Regions from separate parts of the Homo sapiens genome. Here region 2 is linked to region 1. A link is a contact called in ENCODE Hi-C or POLR2A ChIA-PET data. All regions are on one chromosome and are shown on one strand. Each heading gives the region's core, a stretch centred on a gene start or an enhancer-like site at or near the end of the contact. The rest is flanking DNA. Distances are from core to core; before and after follow the strand shown. Region 1 holds the start of UQCC2 (ubiquinol-cytochrome c reductase complex assembly factor 2). Region 2 overlaps FKBP5 (FKBP prolyl isomerase 5).

The links. A loop is a pair of places that touch in the nucleus more often than their neighbours do. ChIA-PET counts read pairs that join two places held with the same protein, here RNA polymerase II (POLR2A). Pooled maps may share reads with other maps.
Region 2: a pooled map shows a loop between it and region 1 (2.5-fold over the local background). The contact joins the enhancer-like site here to the promoter of UQCC2 in region 1. A Hi-C loop is called at or near these places in 1 of 50 pooled maps. POLR2A ChIA-PET finds 5 or more read pairs at or near these places in 2 of 52 experiments (activated T-cell and naive thymus-derived CD8-positive, alpha-beta T cell).

The regions. Positions count from the first base shown.
Region 1 is chr6:33,709,878-33,713,419 of GRCh38, reverse strand. UQCC2 (ubiquinol-cytochrome c reductase complex assembly factor 2) reads left to right here and starts at 1,720. Exons shown (of 4, transcript NM_032340.4): 1 at 1,720-1,871. The coding sequence starts at 1,734. LOC124901304 (a long non-coding RNA gene) reads left to right here and starts at 1,971. Exons shown (of 3, transcript XR_007059548.1): 1 at 1,971-2,112; 2 at 2,569-2,725. RefSeq lists enhancers at 2,151-2,200, 2,227-3,124.
Region 2 is chr6:35,599,711-35,603,252 of GRCh38, reverse strand. All of the region lies in intron 5 of FKBP5 (FKBP prolyl isomerase 5), which reads left to right. Among named protein-coding and RNA genes, the nearest start is that of LINC03135, 58 kb to the right of the region's middle. RefSeq lists a silencer at 587-881 and an enhancer at 1,556-2,061. Within about 2 kb of position 1,797, at least 31 of the 41 ENCODE cell types and tissues checked have a DNase peak (open chromatin) inside an H3K27ac peak, as active enhancers do.

The DNA of each region.
Region 1 (3,542 bases), core at 471-2,970:
AAATGTTGGTAAGGATGTGGAGAAATTGGAACCCTTGTGCACCGGTGGTGGGAGTGCAAAATGGTGCAGCTGCTGTGGAAGACAGTATGGCAGTTCCTCAAAAAACTTAAAATAGAATTACCATATGATCCAGCAATTCCGCTTCTGGGTATATACCAAAAGAATTGAAAGCAAGGTCTTGAGATGTCTGTACATCCATGTTCATAGCAGCATTATTCACAAGAGCTAAAACATGGAGGCAACCTAAGTGTCTATCAATGGATGTGTAAACAAAATGTGGTATATACATGCAACGGAATATTACTCAGCCTTAAAAAGGAAGGAAATTCTGACATATGCTACAAAATGAATGAACCTTGAAGTGAAAATATTATGCTAAGCAAAATAAGCCAGTTGCAAAAATACTGCAGGATTCCACTTACATGAGGTACCTAGAGTAGTCAAAATCATACAGACAAAATAGAATGGTCGTTGCCAGGGGCTGGGGGGAGAGGGGGAAATGGGGATTTATTGTTTAATGAGTATGGAGTTTCAGTTTTACAAGAGTTACGGAGATGGTGCGATGGCTGCACAACATTATTCAGTGCTATTTCATACCCATGAACTGTACACTTAAAAATGGCTGGCTGGGCACCGTGGCTCACGCCTGTAATCCCAGCATTTTGGGAGGCCGAGGCAGGTGGATCGCCTGAGGTCAGGAGTTCGAGATCAGCCTGGCCAACATGGTAAAACCCTGTCCCTACTAAAAATACAAAACATAGCCAGGCATGATGGCGGGCGCCTGTAGTCCCAGCTACTTGGGAGGCTGAGGCAGGAGAATCACTTGAACCCGGGAGGCGGAGGTTGCGCCATTCACTGAACACCAGCCTGGGCGACAGAGCCACAGAGCAAGACTCCATCTCAAAATAAATAAATAAATAAATAAAAGGTTAAGGCCAGGTGTGGTGGCTCACACCTGTAATCCCAGCACTTTGGGAGGCCAAGGTGGGAGGATCACTTGAGCCCAGGAGTTTGAGACCAGCATGGGCCACATAGCAAGACCTTGTCTAAAAAAAATGGTTAAGATAGTAAATTTTGTTATGTGTATTTTACCACAATACAAAATAATAAATTGTAAAGAAAAAAAAAGTTTTTCTAGTCTGAATCAACACAGTTGGCATTGCTCATGCTAGAAAACCTGCGCCTCCCAGAGAAAAATGTCTGGCTTATGAGGGGTAGGAAGGGGGGAACAGAAGGGATACTAACAGGGACTGGGCAGAGAAGAACAAGAACTAGGAAGCACTAAAGAAGGAATTGAGGCCGAGTACCAAGGGATAGTGACAGGTACGGGGGCACCCACGAACAACGTTCAAACATATTTTCATCCAGTAACCTGTATTTACATGCAAATATATTGGTTTATGCAAAACAGCGGAGGCCTCGGGGGAGGGTTTTTTAGTCTCAAGCTTGTGCAGTCATTGAAAAAGAGACGCAAAGCTGTCTCTGGGGTACTCCACGTCCGCCTTGCCCCTGGGAGCTGGGCCGGTTCCAGGAGGACGAAGACTGAATTAGCTCGGCTTGCAGAGAAAGGCGAGCAGCGCCCCTACACGGAGAGTAGCGGTGCGCCTACAAAGTCGCGCATGCCCACTCCGGCCTCCCGCTCCACTCCTAAGGCAGGCGGCGAGGCTTAGTGCGCAAGCGCCATTCGTCGGCGCCGACTCCTCCCGCTAAGGCGGGAACACGCGGGGCCCAAGATGGCGGCCAGCCGGTACCGGCGTTTTCTTAAGCTCTGTGAGGAATGGCCAGTGGACGAGACCAAACGGGGCCGGGACTTGGGCGCTTACCTGCGACAGCGGGTAGCACAGGCCTTTCGGGAGGGAGAGAATACCCAGGTGACCGGCGGGGAGGCGGCTGGGACGAGGGGAGGAAAGGACGAGGCAGGGGCGGGGCCAACGAGCGCGCTAGCAGGGGGATCTGCGCATGCGCGCGCCCTCTTTCCAGGCAGCACGTGAGCGCGGACCCCCTTTTTCCCCCAGGGAGCTACTGATAGCGACGCCCGTTGTATTCAGCGCTCTCCCCCGGCTGCACCTTGGAATTGCCGAAGAAGCTTTTTTTAAACTCCAGATGGGCCGGGTGCGGCGGTTCACACCTATAATTCCAGCACTCTTTGAGAGGCCGAGGCGGGAGGATCGCTTGAGCCCAGGATGACCTCCTGGGCAACATAGTGGGACTCCGTCTCTACAAATCAAAAAACAAACAAAAACTTCAAATGCAGAATCTCTAGGGGTGGGGTCTTGACCTCAGAGTTTTAAAAGCTCTCCAGGTGATTCAAGGTGCAGAGAGAGTTGAGACCCACACCACCAGTGGCAGCTGGTGACAGCCTCAGCTTTTTGCTTCCTTGTCACGGTAGCATTACCTCATTATTTCGCAGTGTTGTGTATTGACTGAGCTAATCCCCAGTTAACTCTGCAGGTCCCCGCTAAGCGTTTGCGTTCTTCCTGAGCCCCTGTAAGCCTGTGCAGCAGGTTTGGGTCCTCAGCTCACGCAGCTGTGTGTGAGTAGTAGGCCTATGTTCTTGCTTTCCTCCAGGTTGGCGCTGCAGCTCTGGGATTCATTCATTCATATAGCTCGTATTTATTGAGCACCTACCATATGCCTGGAACGGTGCTAGGGAAACAGCAGTGTTAAACAGGTGAAGTCCTGCCCGCATGAAGTTTTACATTGTAGTTCAGGACACAATAAGCAGGTAAGTGTACGTAAGACAGATAAGTACTGTGATCGATAGAAAATAGGGTAGCGTGATAAAAGGGTAATGTTATTAGTGGGGCCTTTCTGAGGAGATGACACATAGGTGAGACCTAAGGCAAGAGGATGAGCCAGCCATGTACACTTGGCGGGAAGGACATTCCAGACACTGCACATGTCCAGAGGCAGGAGGCAGATTGACATGTTTGAGGACAGAAAGAAAGCCAGAATGGCTGCAGGGTAGTAAGTAAGGTGGAGTTTGCTAAGGTGAAGGTCCGGAGCCAGGCACAGTAGGATATTATCTGTTCTGATTAGCTTTAGACCTCATTATAAGGCCAGTGAGAAGTCACTGGGGATGTTTAGTGAGGGGACTGATGTGCCCTAATTTACTTTTTAAAAGACTATTCTGGTTGTATGTGGTGAGTGGGCTATAGGGGGCAATAACAAAAAAAGAGGCTGGAGAGAAGCCGATTATGGTACTATAAGCGACAGATGGTGGGGGGTTGGATGAGGACGGCAGCACAGAAGATGGAAGTGGTTGGATTCAGGTTATGCGCAGGTTGAGTCAGCAGGACTTGCTGATATATGGGATGTGGGATAAAGGAAAAGAGAGGAACCAAAGATAGCACCTAGATATTTTTTGGCCTGGGCATCTAGGTCTAAGATGGTGCCATTTACTGAGGTAGGAATAGGTGAAGTGTAGGAAGAATATCTCGAGTTCGGTGTTAAGCAGGTTAAACCTGAGATGCCAAGTACACTGATTTCCAAGTGGCAATGTCAAGTAGGCAGTGCTATATTTGAGCCTGGGGCTCGGGCAA
Region 2 (3,542 bases), core at 548-3,047, 1.9 Mb before region 1:
AATTATAGCTAACATTCCTTTAGTTTGTCTCTGTATATCCACACTTAACAACAGCATTTTCACATGATAGACACCCTGACATATGAATGAATGAATGAATGAATATCAGGTGCTAGATTAAAAGCTCTAATTCAGTATCTAATTTAATCCTCTCAACAATTATCATTTAGCTAGTGTATTATCCACATTCTATCAGTGAAGAAACTGAGCTTCAGATCACTTTAATTACCTTGCCCAAAGTCATAATTGAAGTGGCAGAATGGGACTGGAATCCAGGTCTAACTCAAGTGCTATAGTGGTGTGAAGGGAAGACTGGTAAGGGTTGGTGTTCATGGAGAATTTGTTGCTGGGTGTATACTTCTTGTTTAGATTTCCTGTTTTGAAAACATTCAAACTTGATCAACCAAAAGAAATCATTTGCATAAATGTTATTCAGTTCCAGGAGCCAGGTTCCACGCCTGTTAGCATCTGTCCGTCAGTTCTGTAAGCAATCTTACAGTGGTGTGTGTTCATCCTAAGTAGTACAAAACAGTGCAGAGGAGGAAGGCGGACAGCTTAGGGGAAATCTGACCACCATGCGTGTTGGAAGTATTTCTCTTGTTCTCCTGCTTTTAGAAAGCCATCTCTGCTTGCTTTTTCAGGGGGTTATTAAGATCCTACTCTCTTGGATACTGTGCTCTATTAGGCAGGAGACACAGGCAGAAAGAAGCTCACTTGGCATGAATTAGGCAACAGAGAAAACTCTTGCTCAGTGGGAGTAACCTGTCACAACCTGGTTTTCTCTGGCCAGATAACCAGTCTTGTCGAGTAGTAATGCCATTACAACATTCCCATTCAGATCCTCATGACCCAGTAATTGTTTTGAGAATGAGTGCAAAGCTATCAGACACCAACTACTATAATTAGAAAAGGGAAAAATAGACACTTACCAGAGCTAATGTCTTTAGGCTGGAGCATTTACAGCTTTTTGTTTTTTGTTTTTTAAGTTATGGAGCCTCTTTCTCAGTTTTGCTTCCTAAAATACAAATTGCATGGTTTAGGGGTTCTTGCATTTCATTTTTGTTACTGCTGTGCACTCTCTTTCCTTTTTTCCCCCCTATTTTAATCGGAGTACAAATTGCTGTCAGCACATCGAGTTCATGTGCCAGCCACATTCAGAACAGGGTGTTCTGTGCTCTTCAAAACAAAATTGCTCTAGGGCAGTAAGAGAACAATAAGTCAGAGCTCCAGTTTAAGTGATGTTTTGCAGCTCGCTTGATGTGGTTACACTCCGATTGCGCAGCTAAGCTTGGGTAATTTGGTTTGGTTTGACTTTGTGGGGATTTGGAGGACCTCCCTCCCCCTTTAAGTTACATAGTCTTTAAGTCAAGAAAAAAATGTTGTCTCTTTTTAACTTGTTTATTTCTTTCTCTACCAAAAAAGCCCTAAGTAGAAGCATCCTGTATGTACTTTTATTCTCTTTGGGCATGTCATAGATGATTTACTTCCCGTAAATCATGCTGGTTGGGATTAGCAACAGACCTCCTGAGCCCTACAGGCTGCACTCCCAGTGAGTCACGATGGTTATTATTAAATATTTATTAAGTTAGTATTTGCACTAAAAGATGCCAGGTCAAAAAGCAACCACAGGGCTTCCACAGCCAGAGCTGCCATGGTTTTTGTTCTGTTTTGTTTTGGTAGGAATTTTTAAGATAACATTAAAAAGAATAAGTGGAGCTATAGGAGCTAGGCTCATCTGCATCTGTTACTGCAATCAGGGCCCCTACTGTGGCAATCAGCAGTCTTTCCGTGGCTCCAAGTGGTGTGTGAGTTCTTGTCAGCAGTCTCGTAGAACTTTTCACATCAGTGTTCCAAGTTTAGAAACCAGTTAACCCAGCAATGCCCTTTGCTACTTGTAGATGTAGAGAATCAATGGGCTGTATTCACCATGAGGCTGTGATACCTCCTTTTACTCTGACATTCCGAATGTTGTCAGTATTACAAGGCGATGGTTTTGGTTTTTTATATAAACTGGGGTGTATATGTCTGGATGTATATCCGTTTAAGATTTTATAGTACTGCAGGGTCCAATTGTGAAGGGTTAGATTTACCAGGAAAAAAAAGATTAGTCCACATGTAAAGTAGAAAATATTTATAAGAGCTATCACAAATGTTTACTGTCCTATTACAGCATCAGACACTAGTTCTGTCATTTATTGTCTCTCTGAGAAGACTAGCTACAATGAATGTTTTGCTTTCTTAATTATGCCTTTGTTACAGTTTGACTTTTTTTTGGCATGGTTACTTCATTTATCTTTCCCAACATGTTTATTAGTAGCCAATCTTTTTCCCTCACTAATGATGGGTTATCACATCTAAAGAGAACTTCTGAAATTACTCATTTAATTTTAATATCAAGTACATACATCAAGCTGAAAAACAGCCTAGGAAACTAACGCACAGGCAGGAATCCTTGCAGAGTCTCTGGATTTCCTGTTTTGAAAACATTCAAACTTGATCAACCAAAAGCCACAACAAATGTACTGATAATTTCCTCCCCCACTAAATGTACTCTCCTTAAGGGAGGAAGATGATACTTCCAACAATAAACTTCAGACAAAAAAAATCTGTTAACTAAGTTGTGAGCTACTAGGACAATAAATCTCTATACTTGAGACATTCCACAATACATGAGAAATTTACTTTGCTCAGCAAATCTTTTTTTTTTTTATGAAAAGTGTTATTAGTCTAAATTTCTTGGGCAGAGTTTTAAATATTTAGAAATGCAAACTTTTTAGAACTCTTAACCTCCTTAGAAATATCAATTTTTACTCCAGTAAAAATATCTTTTTTTTTTTGAGACGGTCTCACTCTGTCACCCAGGCTAGATTACAGTGCCGCAATAACAACTCACTGCAGCCTGGAACTCCTAGGTTCAAGCAATCCTCCCACCTCAGCCTCTCGAGTAGCTGGGACTTATAGGTGTGCGTCACCACCCTCAGCGAATTCAGTAAAAATATCTTAAGCCTCAGACTCCCTGTAGAACCTCTCTAGTATGCATGTACAGTCATATGCTGCATAACATTTTGTTTAACAGCAGATTGCACATAGGACAGTGGTCCCGTGAGATTATAATTCCATATCTTTACCTTCTCAATGTTTAGATACACAAGTACTTACCATTGTGTTACAGTTGCCTACAATATTCAGTACAATAACATGCTATACAGATTTATAGCCTAGGAGCAATATGCTATACCACTTAGCCGAGGTTATAGTAGGCTGTTCCATCTAGATTTGTGTAAGAACATTCTAAGATGTTCCCACAGTGATGAGAATACCTGATGACACATCTCTCAGAATGTATCCCCATCCTTAAGTGAAGCGTGACTGTATTTGAAAAAGTTTAAATTTGAATTTATTTTTTAAATGTTTTCCAATTCAGAATGAACTTTCAATTTGCTACAAGTTAATTTTATCTAGAGCATTCTAAAAGTAAGTCTAACAGAAGGAATTATCAGCATTTATGAGTGTGGGACATAAACTAAAATGCCATATGCGAG